2 separate regions of the Homo sapiens genome follow, and region 1 is linked to region 2. A link is an interaction called in ENCODE POLR2A ChIA-PET data of the cell type or tissue named here. Cell type or tissue: HepG2. All regions are shown on one strand. Each heading gives the region's core, and the rest is flanking DNA. Links, peaks and the distances in the headings are about the cores only.

Evidence for each region. Peaks named below come from ENCODE experiments on the same cell type or tissue, not always from the same donor. Only the 100,000 strongest peaks of a DNase experiment are listed, where the experiment ranks them.
Region 1: POLR2A ChIA-PET joins it to region 2 with 12 read pairs; 5 of 35 experiments call an interaction of 5 or more read pairs at or near these places.

The regions. Positions count from the first base shown.
Region 1 is chr7:138,145,013-138,160,335 of GRCh38, reverse strand. No RefSeq gene overlaps it. Among named protein-coding and RNA genes, the nearest start is that of MIR4468, 29 kb to the right of the region's middle. In HepG2, for the core only: no CTCF peak of the experiment used is centred there; a DNase peak (open chromatin) is centred at 8,085.
Region 2 is chr7:138,342,429-138,357,751 of GRCh38, reverse strand. No RefSeq gene overlaps it. Among named protein-coding and RNA genes, the nearest start is that of TRIM24, 110 kb to the left of the region's middle. RefSeq lists a cis regulatory region at 4,297-5,260. In HepG2, for the core only: no CTCF peak of the experiment used is centred there; a DNase peak (open chromatin) is centred at 4,991; H3K4me3 peaks cover 628 bases.

The sequences.
Region 1 (15,323 bases), core at 3,572-11,571, 200 kb after region 2:
TACAACTGTTCCTGAATATTGTCAGAATTTTTTAGTACTGTGCAATTAAAAAAAGAAAAAAAGAAAAAATTCGCCAGGCATGGTGGCATGCACTTGTAGTCCCAGCTACTTGGGGCCCAAAGTGAGAGGGTTACTTGAGCCCAGGAAGTCAAGGCTGCAGTAAGCTGAGATCGTGCCACTGCACTCCAGCCTGGGTGACAGAACAAGACTGTCTCTAAAAAATAAAAGGTTAGAAAAAAAAAAAAAAAAAGGCGAGGTGTGGTGACTCACACCCATAATCCCAGCACTTTGAGAGGCCAACGTGGGCTGATCACCTGAGGTCAGAAGTTTGAGACCAGCCTGGCCAACATGGTGAAACCCCATCGCTACTAATAATACAAAACTTAGCTGGGTGTGGTGGTGGGTGCCTGTAATCCCAGCTACTCGGGAGTCTGAGGCAGGAGACTCGCTTGAACCTGAGAGGCGGAGGTTGCAGTGAGCCGAGATCACACCATCGCACTCCAGCCTGGGTGACAAGAGCAAAACTCCATCTCAAAAAAATAAAATAAATAAATATAAATAAATAAATAAATAAATTTGCTCTAGAGATTGCTATAACATTCAGTATCATTTTTAATTTTGGTGTTCTTCAAAACAGCCTCATTCTAATTAACTGACTTTATGATAAGTTGTAAATATATAAATTTGAATTTAAAATATGCATTATGTCAATTGAGAATAGGTTTTTTTTTTCTTTATTATTGGGGTCCCAAATACAATTCTTTTTCTTTCAGAATGGGTTCTGTTGCTATAAAGTCTGAAAATCACTAGACTTGATCATGTCAGGGACGTAGTCAAATAACTTTTTTATTCTTATCTTTTGTCAAGACGAGGTCTCTCTGTGTTGCCCAGGGTGGTCTCAAAGTCCTGCGCTCAGGGCATCCTCCTGCCCTGGCCTCCCAAAGTGCTGGGATTATAGGCATGAGCCACTGCACCTGGCCTCAAATACCTTTTTGAAGATAATTGACCTAGTCTCAGTAGACAAATCAGTGCAGGGAATGTCAGGGACTCTGGCCTCCCTCTGTCCAGGTGGAAATACTATTAGCTGCCACTACACACATACAGAATTCACAGAATATGCATGAGATAGAATGAGCTGGCACATATAAAGAAACTTTGCCCTACAAGAGCAAAATCCTGCGATAGGCCAGGATCCTGTTAGGCCTTGAGAAGAGGATGCTGACTGGCAAGAGAAATCACATATGCTGGCGGAAGCAGCCTCAGGTGCAGCTTCGTTCTCCTGGAGAAAGATCTGCTTTGCTTCCTGCACACTTGCCTATTTTTTCTGTTTCTTCATTCCTGAATGCATCCTAGGGACTGTGACCTCCTCTGTCTTATTTTTTATATTTGTTTTGTTTGCTTGGTGATCTCCTGAATACACTCCTAGTTTTGTCCCCCTGACCTAACCACTTGACATTTGGCCCTTGGCTCTTTAATGATTAACTCACCCATGATTACCAAAAATACTATTATTCCTACTACCTGAACCACAGCTGCTCCTCTTCTCACATCTCTATCATTTATTGAGCCTCTACTATGAGGGAGGTACTATGCCAGCTGCTTTGCTCTGATTTTCCCGATTTTTACAGAAACTCTTTGAGGTAGATATTATTCCCATTTTACCAGGGGGAAAGCTGAAGCTCAGAGACAGAGAGGTAAATTCAGTAGCGCAAAAGGTCACATGGTCGATGAATTTTAGAACACATTCAAATCCAAGTTGGCCTGTGTAAAAGACGCCACATTCTTTTTCTTTTTCTTTTTTTTTAAGTTAGTTCCTGCAAGCAGAATTTTGTTTTCTCTTTCTGCCTGCCGGACTTGGTCTGCATAGGTGCTAGCCACATTCTGGCATGAGGTTGCTTCTAGAATCTACCCAAGCTCTGAATGCCATCCCGTTTTAAGATGAAGTGTTTTTAGTCTGAAAATAACCAGAGACCCTGATATAAAATTTGTATTTACAGCTTTTAAATAGAATGGCTCTGTGTGTGTGTGTGTGTGTGTGTGTGTGTATGTATGTTTATATGTATGTATAATTAATGTCAAGTGGAATTTCAATATGTGTAGGATAACTCTTTATAGCATGGTTTCAAATCATTTCATCTGGGGAGATGAGAAAGAAAGAGTGAGTGCCTAGTGTATTTAGGAACTGCAGGTCCTGTGATAACAGAGCAAACGTAACAATATTAAACTGCATTCCAGGGAACACTTTAGAATTTGTTGTATAGGTACAATGTTGCACTCAACTTTTTTCACTTAACATTATACTATATGCATCTTTTCCATGTTTTAATTTTTATAGTTTTTGGGTTTTTTTGTTTGTTTGTTTGTTTTTTGAGATAGGGTCTAACTCCATTGCCCAGGCTGGAGTGCAGTGGCACAATCTCGGTTCATGGCAGCCTCCACCTCCTGGGCTCAAACAATCCTCCCACCCCAGCCTCCCGAGTAGCTGGGACTATAGGTGAGCACTACCACACCTGGCAAATTTTTAGTAGAGATGGGATTTTGCCATGTTGGCCAAGCTGATCTCTAACTCCCGGCCTCAAGTGATCCAGCCACCTCGGTCTCCCAAAGTGCTGGGATTACAGTCATGAACCACTGTGCCTGGCCTTAATCTTTATAGTTATAATTTCTAATTGTAATCATATAATTTCTGTGTTTCACTGCGACGATTTATCATAATTTTTTTTTCTTGAGCATTGAATAGCTTCCTAAGGTGTTATCTGCCTTCCCTCCCAAGAACATTTAAACTAAATGGGCAATAAGATTTTTTAAATGCCAACTTTATCAAGATATAATTCATATGATATACAAATCACCCATTTAAGGTGTACAATTCAATGATTTTTAGTTGCACAGAGTTGTGTGGCCATCATCATTATACATTTTAGAACATTTTAATCGCTTCTCAAACTCATACTAATTAGCAGTCACTCCCTGTTTCCCTGAATCTCTCTACACTAGGCTACCACTAATCTACTTTCTGTCTTTATGGATTTGCCTGTTCTGAATATTTCATGTTAATGGAATCATACAATGTGTAGTCTTTGTGACTGGTGTCTTAGCATAATGTTTTCAAGGTTCATCTATATTGTAGTATGCACCCAACTTTATTCCTTTTTATGGCTAATTAATATTTTATTGTATGACTATACCATATTTTGTTTATCCATTTATCCATCTAGGGACACTTGGGTTGTGTTATGGTCTCTGTGTACCTGTTCTTCCATTCACACACAGGCAGCAAGGCATGTAGCTGTGTTGCTTCTCTGTCTCCTGGTGATAAACCCACACAATATTCCACAAAAATGAACAATTGAAATAGGGACTTGGTCGGTAAAGATGAATGCAGAAAAAAAAAAAACCCAATGAATGATAATGCTAGATGTGAAATTTGAGTCCAACATAAATGGAGTTATAGATGAAATTGTTGACAGAATGTTGAATGCCTGACTACACAGGCAGTCAGGGGCATTTGGTGAAGGTGACTTTATTGACAAATTGAAGAAAAATATTTATAAGAAAAAGGATGAAGATCTTCCAGAGGAAGTGACAGCAGCAAAAAAACTTTGCATTAAAGGAATTCTCAGAGATATTTTATGACATTGAAAGCATGAAGGATAAAATGTTGGTGTCTGATTCAAACTTAGAAAAGAGTATGACAGTTCTTCAAAGCATAGAAAAGATGTTTGTATTGTATCATAAATTATATGAGAAAAAGGCAAAAACTTTTCAGACTACTCTTGATATATTTTTTACAAGGAAATAAAGCAGTTTAATTTTCAATGTTTCTAAAATTTTATAGTATGCTGATTAAATATTAGTTGTACTTTTTTCCCATTTCACTATACATTTATAATCAAGAAAAAGAAAGTTTTTAATGTTTCAACAAAAATTTAAACATCACAGACAGTTGTAACTTTCCCCATTGATTATTATGACTGTTTTGCATGGTTTTAGCTTGCAGCCTTTTTTTTTGCAGTCCCACACTATCATGCAAAGGGATGATTGCCTGTAGTTTATATAATGTTGCTTATTGGTATAAATTTATGTACATTTATCTTATTTAACATAATTTAATTTTTAAATTTTTTTTGTGTGTGTGTAGAGGTGGGGTCTCACTATGTTGCCAGAGCTGGTCTCAAACTCTTGACCTCAAGAGATCCTCCTGCCTTGGCCTCCCAAAGTGCTGGGATTACAAGCATGAGCCACTGTGCCTAGTCAATTTAAAATTATTAACCCTTTTCTTATCAAATTTTTTGTTTGTTTGTTTTTGAGACGGAGTCTTGCTCTGTCGCCGAGGCTGGAGTGCAGTGGCGCAGTCTCGGCTCACTGCAAGCTCCGCCTCCCAGGTTCACGCCATTCTCCTGCCTCAGCCTCCTGAGTAGCTGGGACTACAGGCGCCTGCCACCACGCGCAGCTAATTTTTTGTATTTTTAGTAGAGACGGGGTTTCACTGTGTTAGCCAAGATGGTCTCGATCTCCTGACCTCGTGATCCGCCCGCCTCGGCCTCCCAAAGTGCTGGGATTACAGGCGTGAGCCACCGCGCCCGGCCTTTCTTATCAAATTTTAAGCTCCTATGTTGTGCCTGGCCCATAGAACCTGCTTAATTTTATATATATATCATTTTTCCCCTGAATACCTCCTTTCATTATGTTTATATTTGGTTTTTTTTTTTTTTTTTTTTTTTTGAGACGGAGTCTCGCTCTGTCGCCCAGGCTGGAGTGCAGTGGCGGGATCTCGGCTCACTGCAAGCTCCGCCTCCCGGGTTCACGCCATTCTCCTGCCTCAGCCTCCCAAGTAGCTGGGACTACAGGCGCCCGCCACTACGCCCGGCTAATTTTTTGTATTTTTAGTAGAGACGGGGTTTCACCGTTTTAGCCGGGATGGTCTCGATCTCCTGACCTCGTGATCTGCCATATTTGTTTATATTTGCTTCTGGATACAGCCTTGACCTTATACATCAGTAAAGTAAATTTTTAACATTTTTCCAATTTTTAAACAATACTGTAAACATTCTGCTCACTGTGTGTGTGTAAAATAAAATAAGAATAGTTTGAATCTAAATTTCCTTTTTTTTCCCCTGATACTCTGGTCAACTAAAGAAAAATCAGACTTTTAAAGAATTAAAGTTACAGTTTTATTTAGAGTTACTGAGCATTGCAATGTGGGAGAGTCTTTCAGAGTTTCAGTTAGACTGCTCAAAGCTGTATTTCAGTCCACAGTTTATATAGCAAGTGGTAGAGGTTCTGCATGTGCTCATGAGTGAAGTCAAATGTGCTCAGAAGTTACATTAGGGCAACATCTCAGCAAAGTTTGGGTGCAAGAGTACATCTGGTTATAGATGACAGAGGCAGAATCATTAATCCTGTCAGATGTTATCTTATGAACAGGCAAGTGCCAGGATTATTGAACTTATCTTTTCTCAAAATGCAGTGATTCAGGCAAGAGACGTGGGAACCTATGCTCTGTCCTGCTTATTGTCTCCAAGGTATTCTTCTGGAGGGCTGCACATAGTCACGGAGTCAGGGGTTTATGAAATGTTGCAGACACGCAGGATGAGCAAACATGGGCTGACCACATGACAAGGGCTGACTATGTGGCTGGCCAGAGGCAGACATTTCCTTGATTAGTTCTAATTGTTTGGCCTTTGGTTTTTAAATTTAGACCTTTAATTCATCTGAAAATATTTTTGCATCTGCCGTACAATATAGTCATAACTTTATTTTTTATTTTATTTTATTTATTTTGAGACAGAGTCTTGCTCTGTTGCCCAGGCTGGAGTGCAGTGGCGTGATCTGGGCTCACTGCAACCTTCACCTCCCAGGTTCAAGCCATCCATGCCTAAGCCTCCCGAGTAGCTGGGATATAGGTGCGCACCACCAAGCCAGGCTATTTTTTTTTGTATTTTTAGTAGAGACAGGGTTTCACCATGTTGCCAAGGCTGGTCTCAAACTCCTGGCCTCAGGTGATCCACCCGCCATGGCCTCCTAAAGTGCTGGGATTACAGGTGGGAGCCACTGCACCCAGCCTACTTTATATATTTTTTTAAATGGCGATCCAGTTGTCCCAATGCCATTTTCATTCAAGGGGCCATCCTTTCCTCACTGACTGTAAGTGCCCCAATTATCATACATTTCTTTCCCATTTGTACATGGGTCTATTTCCAACTCTGGAAGGACTCTGGAAGGAAAACAATGACCAATCACCTATCACTGTCTGATAATTGAAAATTCAAGATACTGAGATTTAAAAAAAGAAACTATTATATATAAAAAGGCAATTTAGAATGACCTCTAGCTACAAGGTGAATAGTAAAAGATCAATAGCTTTTCTTTATAATGACATCCCCGTTAGAAATAGAAATTTAAAAAATTTACAGCAGCAACAAATCTATAAATTACCCAAAGCTAAATTAAGCAAGAAAGGCAGAACACTTATGTGAGGAAAACTGTGCAATTTTACTGAAGGACATAAAACAAGAGCTGAACACAGATACATACCATGTTTCTAGATGGAAAGATTTACTATGAAAAAGCTGTTCACGTTTCTCAAAATAATGTATTAATTCTATGCAATTCCAAAGAGAATCCCCATGCAGCATTTGGGAGGGGATCTTGAAAAGTTTCCATTTTCGTCTTAAGGGATAAAAAGTGGTAATTATACCAACAATGTTTTGAAAAAGAATAATAGTGAGGGAGGACCTAATAGATACTAAACTATATTCTAAAGCAACACTAATTAGTATTTTTGGTAGGGGAATGTGTCAAATATATCAGAGGAATCAAAATAACCCAGAAATAGACCTATGTACAAATGGGAGTGAAATGTATGATAAATGGGCCATTTACAATCAGTGAGGAAAGGATGGCCCCTTGAGTAAAAATGGTATTGGGGCCGGGCACGTGGCTCATGCCTGTGATCCCAGCACTTCGGGAGGGTGAGGTGGGTGGATCACCTGAGGTCAGGAGTTTGAGACCAGCCTGGCCAACATGGCGAAACCCTGTCTCTACTGAAAATACAAAAATTAGCTGGGCATGGTGGCGCGTGCCTGTAATCCCAGCTACTTGGGAGGCTGAGACAGGAGAATCGCTTGAACCCGGGAGGTGGAGGGTGCAGTGAGGTGAGATCACGCCACTGCACTCCAGCCTGGGCAACAAGAGCGAAATTCTGTCTCAAAAGAAAAAAAAATGGCATTGGGACAGCTGGATCTCTATTTAAAAAATATAGTTATGACTATATTGCATAGCAGATGCAAAAATATTTTCAGATGAATTAAGGGTCTAAATTTAAAAACAAAAAGCCAAACAATTAGAACTAATCAGAAAAAATAGAGGCCATATATATATAATTTTAGAATAGCATAGAAAAGCCAGAATGTCTAAAAAAAGCCTCTAACAGATCTGACTAGATAATATTTTATTATGTATATATATTTCTTGGTTGGACTTCATGTACAGAGGGCTGAGTTAATCATATGCTTTAGTTTATGTCACATTATTATTATTATTTTGGTACTTTTGGCATTTTAATTTTATTTTTAGAGACAGTGTCTCACCCCATTACCCAGGCTGGAGTGCAGTGGTGCGATCATATCTCACTGCAGCCTTGAACACCTGGACTCAAGGGATCCTCCTACCTCAGCCTCCTGAGTAGCTGGGACTACAGGTGTGTGCCAGCACACCCAGCTAACTTAAAAAAAAATTTTGTTGTTGAGGTTTCACTACATTTTCCTAGCTGGTCTTGAGTTCCTGGCCTCAAGTGATCCTCCTGCCTCAGCCTCCCAAAAGTGCTGGGATTACAAGTGGGATTACTTTTGGGTTAAGTAAATATTTTTGTGATCCCATGTATCTCCACTATTGATTTATTAGCTATACTTGTTTTTTGAAAAAAATGACTGTGGTTAGGTACAATGACTCACGCCTGTAATCTCAGTTCTTTGGGAGCCAAAGCAGGAAGATTGTTTGAGCCCAGGAGTTTGAGACCAGCCTGGGAAACATAGTAAGACCTCTTGTCTACCAAAAAAAAAAAATTAGTTAGGTGTGGTGGAACGTGCCTCAGGAGATGAGGTGGGAGGATTGTTTGAGCCCAGAGGTCAAGGCTATAGTGAGTTGTGATCATTCCACTGCACTAAAAGATTGTTCCAGAGTTTCCCCTGTGCATATTTAACTTAAAACAGGCTATCATCAAACAACTTCACATTCATTGTTAAAAATCTTATTGCAATATACTTCTACTTCTCCATTTGGAAAGCTAGTTGGCAGCTAGTAGAGGGGTCAGCCTGGACATTTTGTCCTTGAGAAGGCTGACCTGTAGTCAGAATTTCATAAGTTTGTGGCTTTTCCAGATGGCTTTGGGAATTTTACTCGTGGTGTGCATGCCATGTGGTCTCTAGTATAACGTCTGTCAGGTCCTTCTGTGAGCATCTCTTCCTCAGCTGGGCCAGGGCTGTGCTACTTTCCTCATAGGAATTTCTCAATTCCTCCATTTTGGTCAAACAAGCTCCAAGTGGAACAGGTTTGGCCATGAGGAGTCAGTCTCTTCCTTTTTTTTTTTTTTTTTTTTTTTTGAGACAGAGTCTCACTCTGTCTCCCAGGCTGGAGTGCAGCGGCATGATCTTGGCTCACTGCAAGCTCCATCTCCCAGGTTCAAGCAGTTCTCCTACCTCAGCCTCCTGAGTAACTGGGACTACAGGCGCCTGCCACCACGCCTGGCTAATTTTTGTATTCTTAGTAGAGACGGGGTTTCGCCATGTTGGCCAGGCTGGTCTCAAACTCCTGACCTCAAGTGATCTGCCCGCCTTGGCCTCCCAAAGTGCTGACATTACAGGTGTGAGCCACTGCACCCGGCCTAGTCTCTTCTTGACACAGCCTTGACACAGTTTCATCAATTGTCAATTTTATCAATTGTCAATGGTGTGTGTAGCAACATGTTAGCACCTGGCTCTTAGGCAATGGAGGAGGGAGCAAATATTATGAGAAACATTGGGAATTTATGGCTTATCAAAGAGAGTAGTTTCCCCAAGTTTAGTTCAATAAGCTGCTGTGTGTGTGTGTGTCTGTGTGTGTGTGTCTTAATTGAGTATTTTAACTGTTATTTGGTTGATCAGAGGTAAATTATGGGTCATACATTCTGGTTTTGAAACATCTTGCCACAGTAGAATCTTTCTTAGAAACCAGTGAAATTCAGCATCTTAGCTCCCTTTTGACAACCTTTGACATCAGGCTTTATTTTAAATACTTCAAAAGTCTAGAAAACAAATTCAACAGTTGGGAATGGATAGTGGTTCAGATGCCAGAAGGATTAGCATGAAAGGAAAAATGGAAAAAAAAAGAAGATGCAATAAATAGTAAGACCTGAGTTCAAGTGTAAATCCCTTACCCTGATCATAAATCTTGATTCAAAGACCTTGGCAGGACTTTGTCTACACTGGATGTCATCTTGAGTCACACGATCTTAAATCACAGAATTCACAGATGTTGTCTGCATTGGCAGTGGTCTGTTTCTGGGGCTTTTAAGTGGGTTCCAGGGTCAGATTTCCAGCAAGTTTGTATGTGAAAGTTACATAACTTTTTTCTTTTTATCATTTTCTTCCAGACTAACCTCTTGGTAGATACGAGGTTGTAGAATCTTAAGTTCTTCTCCTCTTCCTCCTCCCCGCCTTCCTCTTCCTCCTCCTTCTCTTCTTCTTATAAAATATATATAACATGAAATTTATTGTTTTTTTTGTTTTGTTTTGAGACAAAGTCTTGCTCTGTCGCCAGGCTGGAGTGTAGTGATGTGATCTCAGCTCACCGCAACCTCCACCTCCCAGATTCAAGCGATTTTCCTGCCTCAGCCTCCTGAGTAGCTGGGACTATAGACATGCGCCACGATGCCCAGCTAATTTTTGTATTTTTAGCAGAGACGGGGTTTCACCATGTTGGCCAGGATGGTCTTGATCTCTTCACCTTGTGATCTGCCCGCCTCAGCCTCCCAAAGTGCTGGGATTACAGGCGTGAGCCACCACACCTGGCCGAAATTTATTGTTTTAACCTTTTTTCAGCATAAGTTCAGTGGCATTAAGTACATTCACATTGTTGTGCAACCATATCACCATTCATTTCTAGAACATTTTCATCTTCCCCAACTGAAACATCATACCCATTGAACAATAACTCTCATTCCTTCTTCCCTCCAGTCCTTGGCAACCAACATTTTACTTCCTGTTTCTACGAATTTGACTGCCCTAGGAACCTCCAATCAGTAGAATCCTATAGTGTTTGCCTTTTTGGGACTGGTTTATTTCACTTATTGTACTGTCTTCAAGGTTCATCCAGATTGAAGTCTTCTCACATATAATTAAGTATATATGAGTTAAATAATATGATAACCAATGAGGTCAGAATGTACAAGGCAGAATCTTTCAGTACAAGTCTTAAGCAAAATCTTCAGGGAATTTTAGTAACAATTTCATATAGGGAGGGTTTATAGAGATAGGGTAAAGCTCTCCTTATCATTCAGGCTCGTGGTAACACTTTCAGCCAAGGAAAAGTAAGCTCCTTTAAAAGCTGGCAGTATTGACTTTAAAATATCATTAGCTTACCTTTTTCGTAGAGCTTTAAGGATAATGTGGACAAAATGTTTCAAATTAATGTGAATACTTTGCATACATTAAAAAAATTTTTGCTGGTAAAGTGAGCTTTCATTATTATTGATGATTGAAGATATTTCCAGACAGGAAAATAAAATCTGTATGTCTTTGTATCAGCCTGTTAGTCTTTGGCAAGGGGTTGTTTCAATTTGGCCAGAGTATTTTTTAAAATAAATAATTATTAAGGATGGGAGTGGTGACTCATGCCTGTAATCCCAGCACTTTCGGAGACGGAGGTGGGAAGATCTCTTGAGGACAGGAGTTTGAGACCAGCCTGGCCAACATGGCAAAATCCCATCTCTACTAAAAATACAAAAATTAGCCAGGTGTAGGAGCACACACCTGTAGTCCCAGCTACTTGGAAGGCTGAGGCAGGAGAATCGCTTGAACCTGGGAGGTGGAGGTTGCAGTGAGCCGAGACAGTGCTACTGCACTCCAGCCTGGGTGACAGAGTGAGAGTCTGTCTAAAAGAAACAACAACAACAAAACACCAACAGTTAATACATATTGAGTGCTTACACGCATTGTCTCAGTCCTCTCAAGAGCCTTATGAAGTATTAGACACTGCACCTGGCCTATTCTGTAATTTTTGTAAAAATATGAGACAAATATAAATTAAAATGATGTTTAGTGACCAGTGTTTTATATCTTTATCTTAAAAATTTTCCAGGGGCCGGGGGCAGTGGCTCGTGCCTGTAATCCCAGCACTTTGGGAGGCCAAGGGGGATGGATCGCTTGAGGCCAAGAGTTCAAGACCAGCCTGGCCAACATGGCAAAAACCCATTTCTACTAAAATACAAAAATTAGCTGGGTGTGGTGGTGCGGGTCTATAGTCCTGGCTACTCGGGAGGCTGAGGCAGGAGAATCGCTTGAACCCAGGAGGCAGAGGTTGCAGTGAGCTGAGATCATGCCACTGCACTCCAGTCTGGGCAACAGCGAGACTCTGTATGAAAAAAAAAATTCAGGTATATGAAGATACTTCACAGTTAATTTAATATCAGCTTAAGGTCTAAAAACTAAGGACTTGGAAATTACAATCTATGCTGACACATTAAATCTGTATGATTTAAAGCCTTGTAATAATCCCTTTGATAAAGAATTATGTATTATAATTTAGTTTGACACATAATTTTAATATTTTATAATCTCATCTGAATTAGCTTATTTGACGAGTAAAATCAGTAGAGGAAATTCATAAAACTCAAATTAATTAGGCTTTATATTAGAAAATAAACCCAAGACTTGTTAAAATAAGAAATTATGGTAAATAATTTTATACTGGTAAAATCTGAGAAAAGACAGCTATTTCTAAGCTAAAAGTATTAAGCCAGTTTAATTGAATAACGAATCCTCGATTAGGATTATTATATAAAACTTTTCCCATTATAACTATATATTAGTTATGATAATTTTTAAGTTGTTTAGACAATTTGGCTCATGCCTGTAGTCCCAGCATTTTGGGAGGCTGAGGCAGGAGAATTTCTTGAGGCCAGGAGTTTGAGGCCAGCCTGGGCAACATAGTGACATCTCTATTAAAAAAATTGTTGCTGTTATCGCATTTCCTAGTAATCAAGGCCATTGGTTAAACTTACAGGTAACTTCTTAAAAACATTTTTTTCTGTTACCACCTTAGCAAGATTTTTTTTTTCTGAGATACCTTTAAAGTACAAAAAGAAAGAAAAAAACTCTAGAAATCTTTGAGTTCCTCTTCATATTTATATTAACATTTGATATATTAACACCATGTCTATTGGATAATTGGAATAATAACTTGCTTCATTAAATTTAAAAAAATCTTACAATCTGGTTTATTAATTTTCATAGAGGTAGATAAGGTATATATGTTTGCTTAAAAAACTATAAAATGGAACATTTTACCAACTCTTGTGCAAGCTGGAATTGCAATGGCTATGAAGCAGAGACTAACGTGGAAGCAGAGGTGTCAGGATCTATGAGGAATATCGATCAGTTAAAGTAGGGGTCCCCAGCCCTGGGGCCACGGACCGGTATTGGTTAGGAACTGGGCTGCACAGGAGTGAAGCGTCATCTGTATTTACAGTTGTTCCCTATGGCTCCCACTACCGCCTGAACTCCGCCTCTTGTCAGATCAGCAGTAGCATTAGATTCTCATAGGAGCACGAACCCTGTTGTGAACTGCACATTCAAGAGATCTCTGTTGCATGCTCCTTATGAGAATCTAATGCCTGAGGATCTGTCACTGCCTCCCATTGTGTCGGGAGTTGGTGGGTTCTTGGTCTCACTGACTTCAAGAATGAAGCCGCGGACCCTCGCGGTGAGTGTTACAGTTCTTAAAGGCAGTGTATCCGGAGTTTGTTCCTTTTGATGTTCGGATGTGTTCGGAGTTTATTCCTTCTGGTGGGTTCGTGGTTTCGCTGGCTCAGGAGTGAAGCTGCCGACCTTCGTGGTGAGTGTTACACCTCTTAAGGCGGCGCATCTGGAGTTGTTTGTTCCTCCCGGTGGGTTTGTGGTCTCGCTGGCTTCAGGAGTGAAGCTGCAGATCTTCGCGGTGAGTGTTACAGCTCATAAAGGCAGTGTGGACCCAAAGAGTGAGCAGCAGCAAGATTTATTGCAAAGAGCGAAAGAACAAAGTTTCCACAGTGTGGAAGGGGACCCGAGCCGGTTGCCACTCCTGGCTCCGGCAGCCTGCTTTTATTCTCTTATCTGGCCCTATCCACACCCTGCTGATTGGTAGAGCCGAGTGGTCTGTTTTGACAGGGCGCTGGTTGGTGTGTTTACAATCCCTGAGCTAGACACAAAGGTTCTCCACGTCCCCACCAGATTAGCTAGATACAGAGTGTTGAATGGTGCATTCACAAACCCTGAGCTAGACACAGGGTGCTGATTGGTGTGTTTACAAACCTTGAGCTAGATACAGAGTGCCAATTGGTGTATTTACAATCCCTGAGCTAGACATAAAGGTTCTCCAAGTCCCCACCAGAGTAGCCAGATACAGAGTGTGGATTGGTGCATTCACAAACCCTGAGCTAGACACAGGGTGCTGATTGGTGTGTTTACAATCCCTTAGCTAGACATGAAGGTTCTCCAAGTTCCCATTATATTCAGGAGCCCAGCTGGCTTCACCCAGTGGATCTCGCACTGGGGCTGCAGGTGGAGCTGCCTGCCAGTCCCGTGCTGTGCGCCCACACTCCTCAGCCCTTGGGTGGTCGATGGCACTGGGCACCGTGGAGCAGGGGGTGGCGCTCGCCGGGGAGGCTCAGGCAGCACAGGAGCCCACAGAGTTGGGGGGAGGCTCAGGCAGGGCGGGCTGCAGGTCCCGAGCCCTGCCCCGCGGGAAGGCAGCTAAGGCCCAGCGAGAAATTGAGCACAGCAGCTGCTGGCCCAGGTGCTAAGCCCCTCACTGCCCGGGGCTGGTGGGGCCAGCTGGCCGCTCCGAGTGAGGGGTCCGCCCAGCCCACGCCCACCCGGAACTCGCGCTGGCCCGCAAGCACCGCGCGCAGCCCCAGTTCCCGCCCGCGCCTCTCCCTCCACACCTCCCAGCAAGCTGAGGGAGCCGGCTCCGGCCTTGGCCAGCCCGGAAAGGGGCTCCCACAGTGCAGCGGCGGGCTGAAGGGCCTCCTCGAGTGCCACCGAAGTGGGAGCCCAGGCAGAGGAGGCGCCTAGAGCGAGCAAGGGCTGTGAGGACTGCCAGCACGCTGTCACCTCTCACCATCACCCCCCCCCGGATGAAACTGTCTAGTTGCAGGAACACAAGCTCAGGGCTCCCACTGATTCTACATTATGGTGAGTTGTGTAATTATTTAATTATATAGTACAATGTAATAATAGAGATAAAGTGCACAATCAATGTAATGTGCTTGAATCATCCCGAAACCATCCTCCACGCCCCCCTCCACCAGCCCCCGCTTCACCCCCGTGCATGGAAACATTGTCTTCTAATAAACCAGTCCCTGGTGCCAAAAAGGTTGCGGACCACTGAATTAAAGAAACAAAGATGGCCGGCGCGGTGGCTCACACCTGTAATGCCAGCACTTCGGAAGACTGACGCGGGCGGATTCACCTGAGTTCAAGACCAGCCTGGCCAACATGGCGAAACCTCGTCTCTACTAAAAATACAAAAATTAGCTGGGCCTGGTGGTGGGCGCCTGTAATTCCAGCTACTCGGGAGGCTGAGGCAGGACAATCGCTTGAACCCGGAAGGCAGAGATTGCAAGGAGCCGAGATCTCGCCACTGCACTCCAGCCTGGGAGACAGACTGAGACTCTATCTCCAAAAAAATAAAAAGAAAAAAAGACATAATTATGAACCACTAGGACCCTTGGGGGAATCATTATTAAAATCTAAGTAATTTTATTATTTCCTTCCAAATATAGCAGCATAATCTCTGTTTCTCTCTGTTTTTCAATTTCCATGTCTCTTATAATAAGACAGTCTCCTGTGTTTACTCCCTTGGGTAGGGCAACACTAAAAGAAAACGGCCCAGATGATTGCAATGTGAATAATGGTATGCTCTGTTGCTGGGGTAGCTACTGCTATGCTACTGCTTAGCTATGTTACAGCTCCGCAGCTGTTACCCCATTAGGTAACAGAAAGACTCAAACCTCATGAGACACTGGAAGGAGATGAGGAATTGCCTCATTACAGCCTCCTTGACAGATAGAAAAGTGAGTGAGAATG
Region 2 (15,323 bases), core at 53-8,052:
CTGTATTAAAAATACAAAAAATTAGCCGGGCATGGTGGCGGGGGCCTGTAGTCCCACCTACGCGGGAGGCTGAGGCAGGAGAACTGCATGAACCTGGGAGGCGGAGCTTGCAGTTAGCCGAGATCGCGCCACTGCACTCCAGCCTGGGCGACAGAGCGAGACTCCGTCTCAAAGAAAAAAAAAACCCATATCATGAATGAGATGCAAAGTAGGGTGTTTCTCGCCCTCCCGCCTGCTCTGGCCAGCCTCTAATGCCTGCGTTTGTACAGAGCTGGCGGATCTCCCACCTTCATTTGTCTTGATTTTTTTTTTCCTTGCAAAAAAAGCAGACACAGGCAGGGAGGCAGGGAGGGGCAAAAAGGTAAACAGGACCACTCCTTGGACTGGTACTGAAGCAGGCGCTGCGTTTGTTTCTTGTGAGGCATCGGTTGATTCTTTTGTTAAAAAAAAAAACCTGGCCGGGCACCCTTGCTCACTCTTGGAATCCTAGCTCTTTGGGAGGCTTAGGTGGGAGGATCACTTGAGCTAAGGAGTTCGAGACCAGCCCGGGCAATATGGTGAAACCCCGTCTCTACAAAAAATACAAAAATTAACTGGACTTGGTGGCGAGCACCTATAGTCTCAGCTCTGAGTGAGGCTGAAGTGGGAGGATGGCTTGAGCCTGGGAGATCGAGGTTGCAGTGAGCTGCGATCACCACAGCCCTTATCCTGGGCAAAAGAGAGACCCTGTCAAAAAAAAAAAAAAAAAAAAGCCCCAGCCAGGGCTAGGCACAGTGGCTCAAGCCTGTAATCCCAGCAATTTGGGAGGCTGAGACTGGAGGATTGCTCAAGCCCAAGATTTCCAGACCAGTCTGGGTGACACAAGAAGACCCCATCTCTCCAAAAATTAGCTGCGCTTGGTGGCATGCACCTGTAGTCCCAGCTGCTCAGGAGGCTAAGGTGGAAGGGTTGCTTGAGCCCAGGAGGTGGAGGCTGAAGTGAGCTAGGATCCTGCCACTGCACTCTAGCCTGAGTGACACAGCAAGACCCTGTCTCTAAAAAAAAAAAAAAAAAAAAGACAAATGACAAAACAAAACAAACTCCTTGAGGGTGAGTTTGAGAATTCGGGTAGGAGTGGGAAGGAAGCACTCCACATGGAAAGTTTGATAAACTGGGCAGTGAAATTTACTTGAAAACTCTTGTATGGAGGCTTCCTCTACTGGCACAGTGGGTTTTCCTCACATTAGTACTTAACAGGGATTGGCAGAAAGCCGTCTGTATTGCCCTTGAAAGTTTCAACAGCTGAGGCCTAGAGACAGGGCCTGATCAGCAATGCTGTCTGCAGCGGACAGTGCTGCTAAGGATCCATTGCACTCTTTTAATTAATTAACTTATTTAATATTTATTTATGTACTTTTTATTAGCAGACCTGTGTAGTATCCAAATCACACTGTCTCTACTTCTGTTGTGGGCACATATAAAAAACAAATGGAGGCCAGGCGCGGTCATCCACGCCTGTAATCCCAGCAATTTGGGAGGCCTAGGTGGGTGGATTACCTAAGGCCAGGAGTTCGAGACCAACTTGGTCAACATGGCAAAACCCCATCTCTACTAAAAATACAAAAATTAGCTGGGCTTGGTGATACATGCCTCTAACCCCAGCTACTTGGGAGGCTGAGGCAGGAGAATCGCTTATATTCAGGGAGGCAGAGGTTGCAGCGAACCGAGATCATGCCACTGCACTCCAGCCTGGGCGACAGAGTGAGACTCCATCTCAAAAGAAAAGAAAATGTTCTAAATATAGATTGTGGATAGTTGTACAGCTTCTTAGATGTATTAAAAACTCTTGTGCTCTTTAGACAGGTGAGTTTAATGATATGTATATTATATCTCAAGTTGTTAAAAATGTAACAAAACCCTTTAAATTATAAAAGAAAAGAAACACACACACATAGATGGGCTTACTTTAAACTTTATAGATCTTCACTTGCATAGGATCTATCCACATTCCTCTGAGGAGTCCTAGCATTCCTCTGAGGAGTCCTAGTAAGGTATTGCATTTTCGTAAAGATCGCAAAAGTAGAATTTTACACCATTATGTTAAGACTATTTTCTCTTTTCACTGTAGCTTCTCATGGTGGTATCATTGAAGTGGTTATAGGCATTTTTGAAATCGGGCAAGAGGGAAGACGAATTGGGGCTATATTTAGGCCTGATTTAATGGAATATATTTACATGTTTTGTAGTTAGTTTGATAAATAATAATGATCTGTGATCCTAATGTCTCAAAATGGAGTTACTCATGTTAGGTGGAATTAACACCACAGTAAAATTGCTCTTCTTTACTTTTTTTTTTGTTTGAAATGGGGTCCCACTCTATTGCCCAGCTAGAGTGCAGTGGTGCAATCATGGCTTTAGCTCAGTATAGCCTTGAACTGCTGGGCTCAAGCCATCCTCCTGCCTCAGCCTCCCCAGTAGCTGGGACTACAAGTGCACGCCTCTGCACCCAGCTATTATTTTGATTTTGTTGTTGTTGTTTTGAGATGGAGTTTACTCTCAGCCTCCCCAGTAGCTGGGACTACAAGTGCACGCCTCTGCACCCAGCTATTATTTTGATTTTGTTGTTGTTGTTTTGAGATGGAGTTTACTCTTGTTGCCCAGGCTGGAATGCAATGGTGCAATCTCGGCTCACTGCAACCTCTGCTTCCTGGGTTCAAGCGATTCTCTTGCCTCAGCCTCCCAAGTTGCTGGGAATTTTTTTTTTTTTTTACTGCTTTTTATACAGTAATTGTATTGTGGGCCTGGCATGGTGGTTCACGCCTGTAATTCCAACACTTTGGAGGCTGAGGAGGGAGGATTGCTTGACTAGCCTGGAAAACATAGTAAGACCTCATCTCTACAAAAAATTAGTTGGGCACGGTGGCACACTTGTAGTCCCAGCTACTCAGGAGGCTGAGGAGGATCGCTTGAGCCTCGGATACCAAGGCTGCAGTGATCTATAATCGCACCACTGCACTCTAGCCTGGGCAACAGAGTGAGACCTTGTCTTAAAAACAAAAACAAAAACAAACTGGCCAGGTGTGGTGGCTCATGCCTGTAATCCCAGCACTTTAAGAGGCTGAGGTGGGTGGATTACTTAAGGTCAGGAGTTTGAGACCAGCCTGACCAACATGGTAAAACCCCATATCTACTAAAAATACAAAAATTAACCAGGCATGGTGGCGTGTGCCTATAGTCCCAGCTACTTGGGAGGCTGAGATGGGAGAATCACTTGAACCTGGGAGGCGGAGGTGACAGTGAGCCGAGATTGTGCCACTGCCCTCCAGTCTGGGCAACAGAGTGAGACTCCATTTCAAGAATCAATCAATCAATCAATAAATGATTAGCTGGGTGTGGTGGTATACACCTGTAGTCCCAGCTACTTGAGAAGCCAAGGTGGGAGGATCACTTTAGCCCAGGATTTGAGATTGCAGTAAGCCATGATCACACCACTGTACACCAGCCTGAGTGACACAGCAAAATCCGTTAGAAAAAAAAAAAAAAAAGCTGGCTAGGTGTGGTGGCTTAGGCCTGTAATCCCAGCACTTTGGGAGGCTGAGGTAGGTGGATCACTTGTGCTCAGGAGTTCAAGACAACCCTGGGCAACATAGTGAGATACCCATCTCTACAAAAAAATACAAAAAAATTAGCTGGGCGTGGTGGCAAGTGCCTGTAGTCCAAACTACTTGGGAGGCTGAGGTGGGAGCATCATTGCACCTGGGAGGTGGAGGTTGCAGTGAGCTATGATCTTGCCACTGTACTCCAGCCTGGGTGATTGTGTCTCAAAGAAAAACTAAAAAGCTAATGCTACCTGTTTTAGGTTTTGGATACAAAGGCACTTCGTTTTTAGGTAACAAAGTTTGTTCTTTGTTATTTTTTGTGTGTAACAATTGAGGACTGCAAGAACTGGCTCACACCTATACTCTTAGCAGTTTGGGAGGCTGAGGTGGGAGGATTGCTTGTTCAGGAGTTCCTGGGAAACATAGCAAGACCCCATCTCTATTAAAAATAAAATAAAAAATAAAAATTAGCCAGGCATGGTGGTGCATGCTTGTAGTTCTAGCTACTTGAGAGGCTGAGATGAGAGGATCACTTGAGCCTAGAATGAGGCTACAGTGAGCCATGGTCATGCCACTGCAATCCAGCCTAAGTGACAGAGCGAGATGCTGCCTCATAATATAAAATAAAATAAAATAAATAAAGCAAAATAGAGCTGTGAAAAAGTCTCCAGAAGAAGAAACACACAATTCAACCTCCACACTAAGAGAGTTAACTAATCTCCAGTAGGGCTTCTAGTGGCCAAAGGCCATGCCCCGGGATAACCCAGCCCCCCTTACATTTCTGCCTGTAAAAACTTAAGGTTGCCAAAAGAATTTACTGTTAGTTGCAGCCAAAACCTGATGATAGACCCCTGACCTCCTTTGTCTTGGACCATTTACCTTTGAAATCTTGCAATTGTAAATCCTTTCTCTGTCTTTTTGAGGTGTATATCTATTTTCTTCAACTGTGGAATATGTTTTTCAAGGACCTGGGAGCCATCCCTTTGAAATATCATTAGGAAAGATAAGGCCCCTGTCTTCCAGTCTCTGTGGAAGCGTAGGAGCCTAACTTTGATAAACACCAGTTGGTGGACAGAGATGGCCTGATCATGTCCCTTAAGGCCCTTCAGTACTTTTCCTTTAGGACACACCTGGTTTGTGTGGGTGAGGGGGAGGGCTTTGCTGCAAGAGGGCTTGCCTGGGTGGGTCTGGCTTGGGATCCTTCCTGAGGTTGCTGTCAGAGAATGGCTGGGGCTGCAACAGCATGGGGCTAGAGCCGCTGGGGCCGGCCCTCCACTCTCTCACTATCTGGCCTCTCCAGGTCTCACCATGCGACTGGGTTGGGCTAGTCCGGGCCTCAGGGTAGTTGCACTACTTATCTAGCAGTTGCAGATTTCAACAGTGAGTATTCTAGTGAGCAGGGCGGAAGCTGCAATGCCTCGTCTGATCTAACCTTGAAAGGCAATGAGTCACAAGTCAGCCTGGAGTAAAGGGGAGGAAAGTAGACCCCATTTCATCATAGGAAGAATGTGAAGGCCACATTGCAGATGAGTACAAAGGATGGGAGATAACGCTGTGACCATCTTTGAGGAATGCCGCTGGCCACAATCATCTACTTGGCCAGCATTCAGATTTAATATGTTATATATTGTCTTTTATAGCCATAAATATTAATACTTCTTTGCCCCTCCATTTTCTTTTGGAATATTAGGCTCTCTCCCTTATTTGTGGGAGTTTACAACATTTTAGGCATTTGTCCAGGGCCTATAAAGCTGGGAGAAATAGGCTGGGTGTGGTGGCTCATGTCTGTAATCCCAGCACTTTGGGAGGCCGAGGTGGGCAGATCACCTGAGGTTAGGAGTTGGAGACCAGCCTGGCCAATATGGTGAAACCCATCTCTACTAAAAAATACAAAAATTAGCCAGGTGTGGTGACGGGCGCCTGTAGTCCCAGCTACTTGGGAGGCTGAGGCAGGAGAATCACTTGAACCCGGGAGGCAGAGGTTGCAGTGAGCCGAGATCGAGCCACTGCACTCCAGCCTGGGCGACAGAGCGAGACTCCATCTCAAAAAAAAAAAAAAAGCTGGGAGAAATAGAGAAATAGGCTATCTATATACACTGATAGAAATCTGTGTCTTTGAGACCTTTCTGACTGAATTCATGCTCTGGGCCACTATGACTGCCAAATTATCTTCATTATTAGATCTAGCATTTAAGCCCAGGGACTTCATATGACTCTTAGCAGTGAATAAAACCAAACAACAATGACAAAAAAAAAAAAAAAAATTCCAGGGACACCAGCCCCTTGAGATTTTTATATTTGCCATTTTAAAAATAATGCCATTAAAAAATAAATTGTTAATAAGATATGAAAATTAAGAACATTAATTTTTCTCTCTTTGAAAATAATTACATAGAGATTAAATTAAGAAAGAGAAGATGGCCGGGTGCAGTGGCCCACGCCTGTAATCTTAGCACTTTGGGAGCCTGAAGCAGGTGGATCACTTGAGGCCAGGAGTTTGAGACCAGCCTGGCCACCTTGGTGAAACCCCATCTTTACTAAAAATAGAAAAATTAGCTGGGTGTTGTGGTGCACACCCATAGCCCCAGCTACTTGGGAGGCTGAGGCAGAAGAATCACTTGAACCCAGGAGGTGGAGGTTGCGGAGAGCCAAGATCATGCCACTGTACTCCAGCCTGGGCAACACAGCGAGACTCTGTTTCAAAAAAATAAAAATTTAAAAATTTAAAAATAACATAAAAAGGAGAAGGTGAAATTAGTAGTGTCAAGTTTGAATTTTGAAAACTCTAATTAAGAATCTCAATAATTTCTTGATAACAGACAATATTCACCCCATAAGTCTATTTAGAGAAACACAATCATGCAAAGGTAGGGTTGTTTTCAAAGATTTTAAAATTCACACCCTCTCCCACTTTTAATTATTCACAGAGTATCAGTAAGAGAGACAAAGAGATCTACCTCCACCCAGGTAAAATCCCAAATCTGAGTCTAAGAGACTTTTGGAGACTCCTAAGTCTTATAGGATTGGCAGATTTGTTTGCCTGTGTATAGCAATAAACCAATACACTGAGACAGTGGGGTTTGCAGCAGAGAAGGAGCTTAGTAATCCCAAGGCCACTGAGTGAGGAGAAAGATGGAATCCTCAAGTCTCAAATCCATCTCTCCAAGGAGTTCTGGGGAAAGGTTTTTAAGTGGATCATGGATGATGAGGGGCTGGAAAATTGGGGTCATTGATTGGTCAGGGTAAGGAGGATGAGATCATTAGGTAGAAACTGCAATCTTCCATGAGTCAGCTCCTTGCTGGGTCCTTCAGAACAGCTGACGTCAGTAGTTTTATCAGTGAGCAGAACCTAAAAGAGAAATTGAAATGGAAAGCTTACTTCACAATGTCTTAGATTTTATCTATAGAACAGAAAATGAACAGAGTCTTGTGACAAGGGCTACGTTATCCTGGGGCAGTAAGCAGCAACAAGCTACAAGGAAGTGGGCAAAAGGGCAAGCTGGCTGAATGATTACTGCTGATTATGCTGCAAGCCTAGTTGAATTTTATTTTTTTTCCCTTAATCAGTTTTATAAAATTTCCTTGGCGATGGTTTCATAGCAGATGAGTATAGCTGGAAGAGTGTTGCCCAGGCTGGAGTGCAGTGGCACGATCTCAGCTCACTGCAACCTCCACCCCCCAGGTTCAAGCCATTTTCCTGCCTCTGCCTTCCGAGTAGCTTGGATTACAGGTGTGAGCCACTGTGCCCAGCTAATTTTTGTATTTTTAGTTAAGATGGGGTTTCACCATGTTGGCCAGGCTGGTCTTGAACTCCTGACCTCAGGTGATGCAACTGCCTCGGCCTCTCTAAGTGCTGGGATTATAAGCCTGTGCCACTGCTCCTGGGCTTGGAAAAGTGTTCTTATGGAATCCTCAGGAAAATCAGTCTGTGAAGCAGTTCCATTTGATCAGAATCAGAATATGGGATGCTTGAGGGTTTTTTTTTCAATCTCCTTGAGTGTGTTTTATGTGTACTGCAATGAATGAAAGCCTAGACTGTCTATTGCAGCTATTGGATGTTCACGTCGATGGAGGTCCTGTCTTTCCCCATCTCCAATCCATCTGTGCAATTCTCTGGACAGAGAGGGTACACTTGACAGAGGGTTTTCACTTGGCACTGTACTCATGTTCTCTTTTGGCACATTTTCAGTCCTACTAGACTTAGGCTTATATTTTTTGGCAAGTGTGTTTTTCTCTAATCATTTTAGTGTTGTCTGTCACAGAGCTGAATTTGTACCATATATAATCTCTATATTTTGACTGACACAGTTTTCTACTCTAATTTTTACACATAACATCCATATGCATAAATAGTCTCTGTACAGTATTTCTGAGAGTATTTCTCAGAGGAAGCGTCACTGTTGAATATTGAAGGTAAAAGCTTCTGAGGCCTTGAGAGAATGAATAAAGTTCCTGAAATAATTTTCTACTACAATTCTCTTAACTCCATCTACAAATATAACTATTGTCAACACTTGGCTCTGTATTTTTCCAGTCATTTATTTCTCAGAAAATATAGACAATTTTTTTTTTTAGATAATTGAGGTTATATTGAATATACTACTTTGTAAGTATCTCTTTCCTATGTTATTACATATGTTTTTATTTTTTTCTCTTAAGAAACTCACGGTTAAGTTCTTTTTTTGTCAATAGCTTATTTATGTCATTTGCCTATGTAAAAATTTTAAAAATGAATTATTGTTGAGTTGCTTTTGCTATTTTTCATTTGACATACTGTTTTCCTAATCTTTTTTGTTGTTGTTGTTGTTCTTTTGAGAAGGAGTTTCACTCTTGTTGCCCAGGCTGGAGTGCAATGGCGTGATCTCAGCTCACTACAACTTCCACCTCCCAAGTTCAAGTGATTCTCCTGTCTCAGCCTCCTGAGTAGCTGGGATTACAGGCATGTGCCACCACACCCGGCTAAGTTTGTATTTTTAGTAGAAACAGGGTTTCCCCATGTTGGCCAGGCTGGTCTTGAACTCCTGACCTCAGGTGATCCACCCGCCTCGACCTCCCAAAGTGCTGGGATTACAGGCGCCAGCCACCAGGCCTGATGCTGTTTTCCTAATCTGTTTAGATTGTTTGTATCCATCAGATTTGCTGTATAACAAATTATCCAAAAACTTAGTGGCTTAAAATAAGGAATATTTGTTATTTCTCAGGACTCTGTGGGTTTGGCTGGGAGGATTTCTGGTCTGGACTGGTTTGGCAGATCTTTAAGGTCAGCTGGCAGATCTCTAAGGTCAGCTTGCAGCTCAGCTGGGGCCATGGTCTAGGGTTGGCTGCACACAAAAGTGAAGGCAGGGGCCAGGCGCAGTGGCTCACGCCTGTAATCCCAGCACTTTGGGAGGCCAAAGCAGGCGGATCACCTGAGGTCAGGAGTTGGAGACCAGCACCGGGTGGATTCAGCTATTTCTAACTTAGCATTTCTCAACATGTATTCAGGACAACATTAAGTATATAACAATTTATGCTGCTTGTAATAAAAGTCAATATATTTTGAAAAGTTGTATGAAACACTCCCCATTTGAAGATTCATGCATCTTATTTAATATCCTATATCAAAGTTTTGAGAAGTCTTGATGTAAATATACCTGCTTAACTCTGATTTAGTGTTTCACAAACTTGTTTTTCAAGTCACACTTAACAGTGTTCTTGAGAATACAATTTAGCACATATGTCCGTAGAAGAATGGCCCTTGGACAAGCAGTATTTCTTCTAAAATTAAGAATCGAGACCAGTCTGGCCAACATGGTGAAGCTTCATCTCTACTAAAAACACAAAAATTAGCCGGGCATGGTGGTGGGCACCTGTAATCTCTGCTACTCGGGAGGCTGGGGCAGGGGAATCACTTGAGCCTGGGTGGCAGAGGTTGCAGTGAGCCAAGATCGTGCCATTGCACTCCTGCCTGGGCAACAGAGCAAGACTCTGTCAAAAAAAAAAAAAAAAAAAAAAAGAATAGAGACTTAATAACAGCATTGCCCATGTAAGGATTGAGATCTCCAGAAATATTAGTCGTCAGAGTTTAGAACACTTAAAAATGAAGAAAAAATGTCTTAATAATCAGTGCACAGCTTGGCAAGAAGTATTTATTTAACAAGACATACCATATCCTTTACAAACAAACCAAGTAAGAATGGAGAGAAATTAGGTATTGTTGATTAAGCAAGGAAACATTTTAAAAGTTTTCCCTCAATTAAGAGAGTTAAACATGTCTGGTTCTTGCTTTCTTCTAACATTTTTTTTTCTCTACGCAGTTGGCAAATAAAAGAATAAAAGTTTTAGAAATGGGCTGGGCTGAACCTAGGAGGCAGAGGTTTGCGGTGAGCCAAGATCACGCCATTGCACTCTAGCCTGGGCAACAAGAGCGAAGCTCCATCTCAAAAAAAAAAAGAGAGAGAGAAAAGAGAAAAAGAAATGGGCCAGGCATGGTGGCTCATGCCTGTAATCTCAGCACTTTGGGAGACTAAGGTGGTAGGATTACTTGAGTCCAGGAATTTGAAACCAGCCTGGGCAATGTAGAAAGAGCCTGTCTCTACAAAAAATAAAAATAATTAGCTGGCCATGGTGGCATGCACCTCAAGTTCCAGCTACTTGCAGGGCTGAGGTGGAAAGATTGCTTAAGCCCAGGAGGCTGAGACTGCAGTGAGCTGTGATCATGCCACTGCACTCCAGCCTGGGTGACAGAACAAGACCCTGTCACACACACACAAGGAAAGCTTTAGAAGTTAGTGAATTAATGTTCTAAAAATGTAGTTCATCCAAGGTAGTTTTCTCTGAGGGAGAAGGGGCGGAAGGGACGGGGTAGCAGGCAATAGATAGCTCTCATGGGATAGGATGTTGATGAAAAAAAGAACAATTTCTATCCAGTGAGGAAGACATTTAAAGATTTATTTTGTGGTAGTGGTGGTAAGGAATTCTTGTTGGCCTTGTGCACTTGTAGTCTGTGTATATTTATTGTTTTCTGAATTTTTCCTTTGGCTCACTCTATTATAGTATTGAGATACATGGCTGCAGTTGCTATATTTGGAGCTATTTATTGCATTAGCAACAGCTATTGACATATTCTTCCAGCCCATGAATGATGTTAAAATATACATCAATTTTTTATTTCACTACTCTATTTAATATCCATTGACTGCAAAGTGTGAGACCCATCAATTTTAGATTATGTGTTTCTCACAGAGTAACAAAATGGTTTATGATGGGAATATCATTATCTGGTAAAGCTATGTAGTCACTGCAGAAGTCTTAAAATACACACACACACACACACACACACACACACACACAAATATTATTGAGACCGGGTCTCTCTGCCGCCCAAGCTGGAGTGCAGTGCCATAATCTCGGCTCACTGCAGCCTCAATCTCCTGGGCTCAAGCAATCCTCCCACTTCAGTCTCTCGAGTAGCTGATATTACAGGCACACACCATCACGCCTGGCTAAGTTTTGTATTTTTTGTAGAGACAAGGTTTCACCATGTTGCCTGGGCTTAAAAGTCTTGTTGTTACAATAGGTGATTCCTTTGGCCATACCTGTGTGTGCGTGTGAAATGACATCACATTACAATAATAAAAAGGTATTGTTTCTCTGAGTCTCTTCTTATTTGCTGATGATTTCCAAATTCTCTCCAACTGTTCAGGAGTTCTCTAGGATGTGCCTAGTGTGTACGCGGGAATGCAATCCTCCCAGCTTCTGTTTCCTCCAGCATGTCCTCAGAGGCACATTCTCTCAGTTCTAATATGGTAGTCTCCACTGGCTGTCTCCTTGCTCTGGCTGCTGCTGTAACATTCCCTGCTGACGCTTCTCAAGTCAAAACATACACTCTTCTGGCTCGTTGCTCAGGTAGAAGTTATGTTCTACATTTCAATATGCTCACAGTACTGAATGGGAGCATCGTCAATTAAAGATGGTCATAATTTCTTTGCTTCTTCTCTCATTGAGAGGTACAGTCTAAGTCCCCCACTCCTTGAATCTGGCTGGCTCTAGTGGCTTACTTGACCAATACAATGTGGCAGAAGTGACATTCTAGGACTTATTAGTCTAGGTCGTAAGTTTGCACCTTTCAATTGGGCATCTTGAAATGCTTGCTTTGGGGTAAGCCAGCTACTGCAGAAGTCCATCTTACCTGTGACCACTATGTTGTGAGGAAGCCCAGGCCAGCCACCTAAGAGGCTGCAAGGAGAGAGAGCTCCTTCCATGCTCTTACTGTTCCATCCACACCAGCATGTTCACCAGATATAAGAGTGAAGGAGTCATCCTGGTCATTCAGTGTTGGGGTGATCAAACCCAGCACCAGGTCGTTGAGGCAACAAAGTCTGGTGGAGTCAAAGGAATGAGAAAAAGTTTGAGAGAGAAAGTGGGACCAGGGGGCCATTGTGAGTGTGGAGGCTGCAAAGCCTCCGAGCTCTGGAAGCCCATGCTATTTATTGGTGCTCAAACAAAGGAACAGGTGGTGAGGATGTGGGGGTTGAAAGGAAACAGTGTATCAAGTGAATGACAAACATATGGCTACTTGAGATAATGGGAGCGCTAGAAGCAAGGAGCCAGCAAGTCTAGCAGACATGCAAGCCCTGCCTCAGCTTCTCTCCCAACACTTAGCTTTTCTCCCAACATGCCCCCCTTCTTTTTTGTAAAAACCACCACAGCTATCATTATTACTAGCATAAGGTGGCCTCTTTTTTAAATCAATTGAGCAAGGCGATTGCAGGCTGTGCAGCCCTTAACTGCCGGTTGGTGAGCCAGCTTCATTTTTCTTAGCCCTTATTCAAAATGGAGTCACTGTGGTTTGAATGCTTCCTACATATCTCCCCTTTCCCTTTTACAAGAGGACCCTTAATCCTAGGGGTTGCAGAAGGATGAAGGTCCGTCTTCTGTAATGGCTGAATAGGGGTGATGATACTCCTGCCTACCTATTAGGGTCTCTTGTAAATTCAGGGTAGAGAGGCGTTCAGTCAGAAAGCATTGGTCCGTTAAGCATCAATAGGTAAAACCCTGGTGCTCCAGCAGTTTCTCAGCATGGCTCATACTGGGGGAACCAGGTCCATGGTTGGGATCCATGGGCCCTTCCAGTCTCCTGTTTCATGGTCGTACACATCTTGAGGGCACCTACATGGTTTGTTCATCACCTGCAAAACACAAGCATACCCTCACCCCCACGTTAGTAAATCTACTGAAACAGAAGCAAAAACTTTTGTGGCTGTACCCAGGAGGCGTGCCATTGCTGAAGCATTTGTAACTCAGCTTCTGCCTCTTTGGTTAATTACTGCAGGGCAAAACTTACCATTGATAATGAGAAGCAGGACTCTTCTAACAGAAGGCACAGAGAAAGCAAATTGAGGCTTAAAAGCAATCCTTAAACCTTCCATTTGCACTGTATAGGTGTGTCCACTAGATGCTGTGGTTCATGATAGATCTTCAGATGTTTGGTGGGCACCCACACAGGCACCTGATTGTCACGTGGAGAGACACAAGCAAATCCTCTTCCCCATAAAATTATCATTCCTTTTTCCCAGCTCTTTGTATGTGCATCCCTCCACCATATATCTTGTCCAGCCTTTTTATTTTCCTTTTATCCTGTCAGGTGTTGTTCAGCTGCAGTCATGGGTTGATCTTCTTGAAAATTTTAAAAATCTAATGTTAATAAAGCTAAATGCAATTGCATATGTGGTGTCTTATATTCCTAGTCCCCTCCCTTTTGCTTTTGTATTTGAGTTTTTAAAGTATGATTAGCTCTTTCCACTATTGCTGGTCCTTGTAAGTTATATGGAATACCCGTAGTGTGGGTAATATTCCACTGTTGAAAAAATGTAGCCATGGCTTTACTACAGTATCCTGGGCCATTATCAGTTTTTATTTTTTCTGGGATTCCCATAGCTGAAAAGCAAGTTAAAAGATGTCTTTTAACATGAGCTGCAGCTTCCCCTGTTTGACATATGGCCCAAATAAAATGTGAACAGGTAGCTACTGAAACATGAACAAAGGACAATTTTCCAAAAGCAGGAATATGTGTTACATCCATCTGCCAGATGGAATTTGGAGATAAACCTCTAGGGTTAACTCCTGTTCCTTAATGTGGCAGATGCAGGACTTGGCAGGCAGAACAGTGTTACACAATTTCTTTAGCTTGTTTCCATGTTAGACCATATCTATTTCTAAGGCCTGCGGCATTAAGATGGGTTAAAGAATGAAATGTGGCCGGGTGTGGTGGCTCATGCCTGTAATCCCAGCACTTTGGGAGGCTGAGGTGGGTGGATCACGAGGTCAGGAGATTGAGACCATCCTGGCTAACAAGGTGAAACCCCGTCTCTACTAAAAATACAAAAAACAAATTAGTTGGGGGTGGTGGTGGGCGCCTGTAGTCCTGGCTACTCCAGAGGCTGAGGCAGGAGAATGGTGTGAACCCAGGAGGTGGAGCTTGCAGTGAGCTGAGATCACGCCACTGCACTCCAGCCTGGGTGACAGAGCGAGACTCTGTCTCAAAAAAAAAAAAAAAGAATGAAATGTTTGTGCATCAGCAAAGACCACAGACACCAATGCATCCACCGTTTGATTAAGTTTAGTTAAAGGGCCAGGGAGGTTAGTATGTGCTCTCATATGAGTGATATAGAAAGGTGAATGCCTTTGTTGTACCGCTTGCTGTAAAGCATGAAATAAAAGATTAAGTTGTTCATCAGTCACATTTCGAATTAAGGCACATTCAATATTTTGCGTGGCTTGATTTTAGACTTAGGATAATGATTATCAAGAAAGCCAACAAAACTGGCCAAATTAACTTGCCATTCTTGGGAATTAATATAGGCTTGTTGAATTTGTTTGGTAATGGAACTGTAATCTGATTTGGATCATATCCCGTTAACTTTGTTGTGCGCAGCCTCACTTATCCTACTGGCACAGCAATTTGATCTAAGTACAGAGTGCGCATTTTGGTTGTATTGTGAGGTAGAAAAAGCCACTCAACCAGATCATCCTGTTAAACTATAACTCCTATAGGCGAATGCTTAGTAGGAAAAACTAAACTGTAATGGCTGTATTGGATTAACCTGTTCTACTTGTGCTTGCTGAATTTTGTCCTCAATTAATTGACATTCCTCCAATGCTTCTTTGGGCAGGGAGCATTTACTGTTAAGGTTAGAATCATCTCATAAGTAGAAAAGAGGCGAGACATAGCATAGGTAGGAATGCCTAAAGTTGGATGAATCCAATTAATGTCTCCTAATAATCTTTGGAGATCATGTAAGGTTTCTAAATTATCTCTTCAAATTTGAACCTTTTGAGGCTTAATAGCACTTTGCTCTACCTTCATTCCTAGATATTGAAAGGGAGTAGAAGTTTAGATTTTATCAGGGGCTATAATTAACCCTGCGGCATTTACAGCCTTTTCTGTTTGTAGCACAACATCAATTCTTCCCTAGTTTCAGCTGCACACAGAATATCATCCATGTAATGGATAATATAACATTTTTTGAACTGTTCTCTAACTGGCTTAATAGCTTTCCTGACATAAGTTTGACAAATAGGCTATTTAGCCTGCCTTGTGGTAGTACTTTCCAATGGTATCTGTCCACTGGTTCTTTATTATTTATGGCGGGAACAGTAAAAGCAAATTTTTTATAACCTTGGGCAGCTAAAGGAATGGTTAAAAAAAAAAAAAGCAATCCTTTAGATCTATCACTTTGAGAGGCCAGTATTTTGGGATCATTG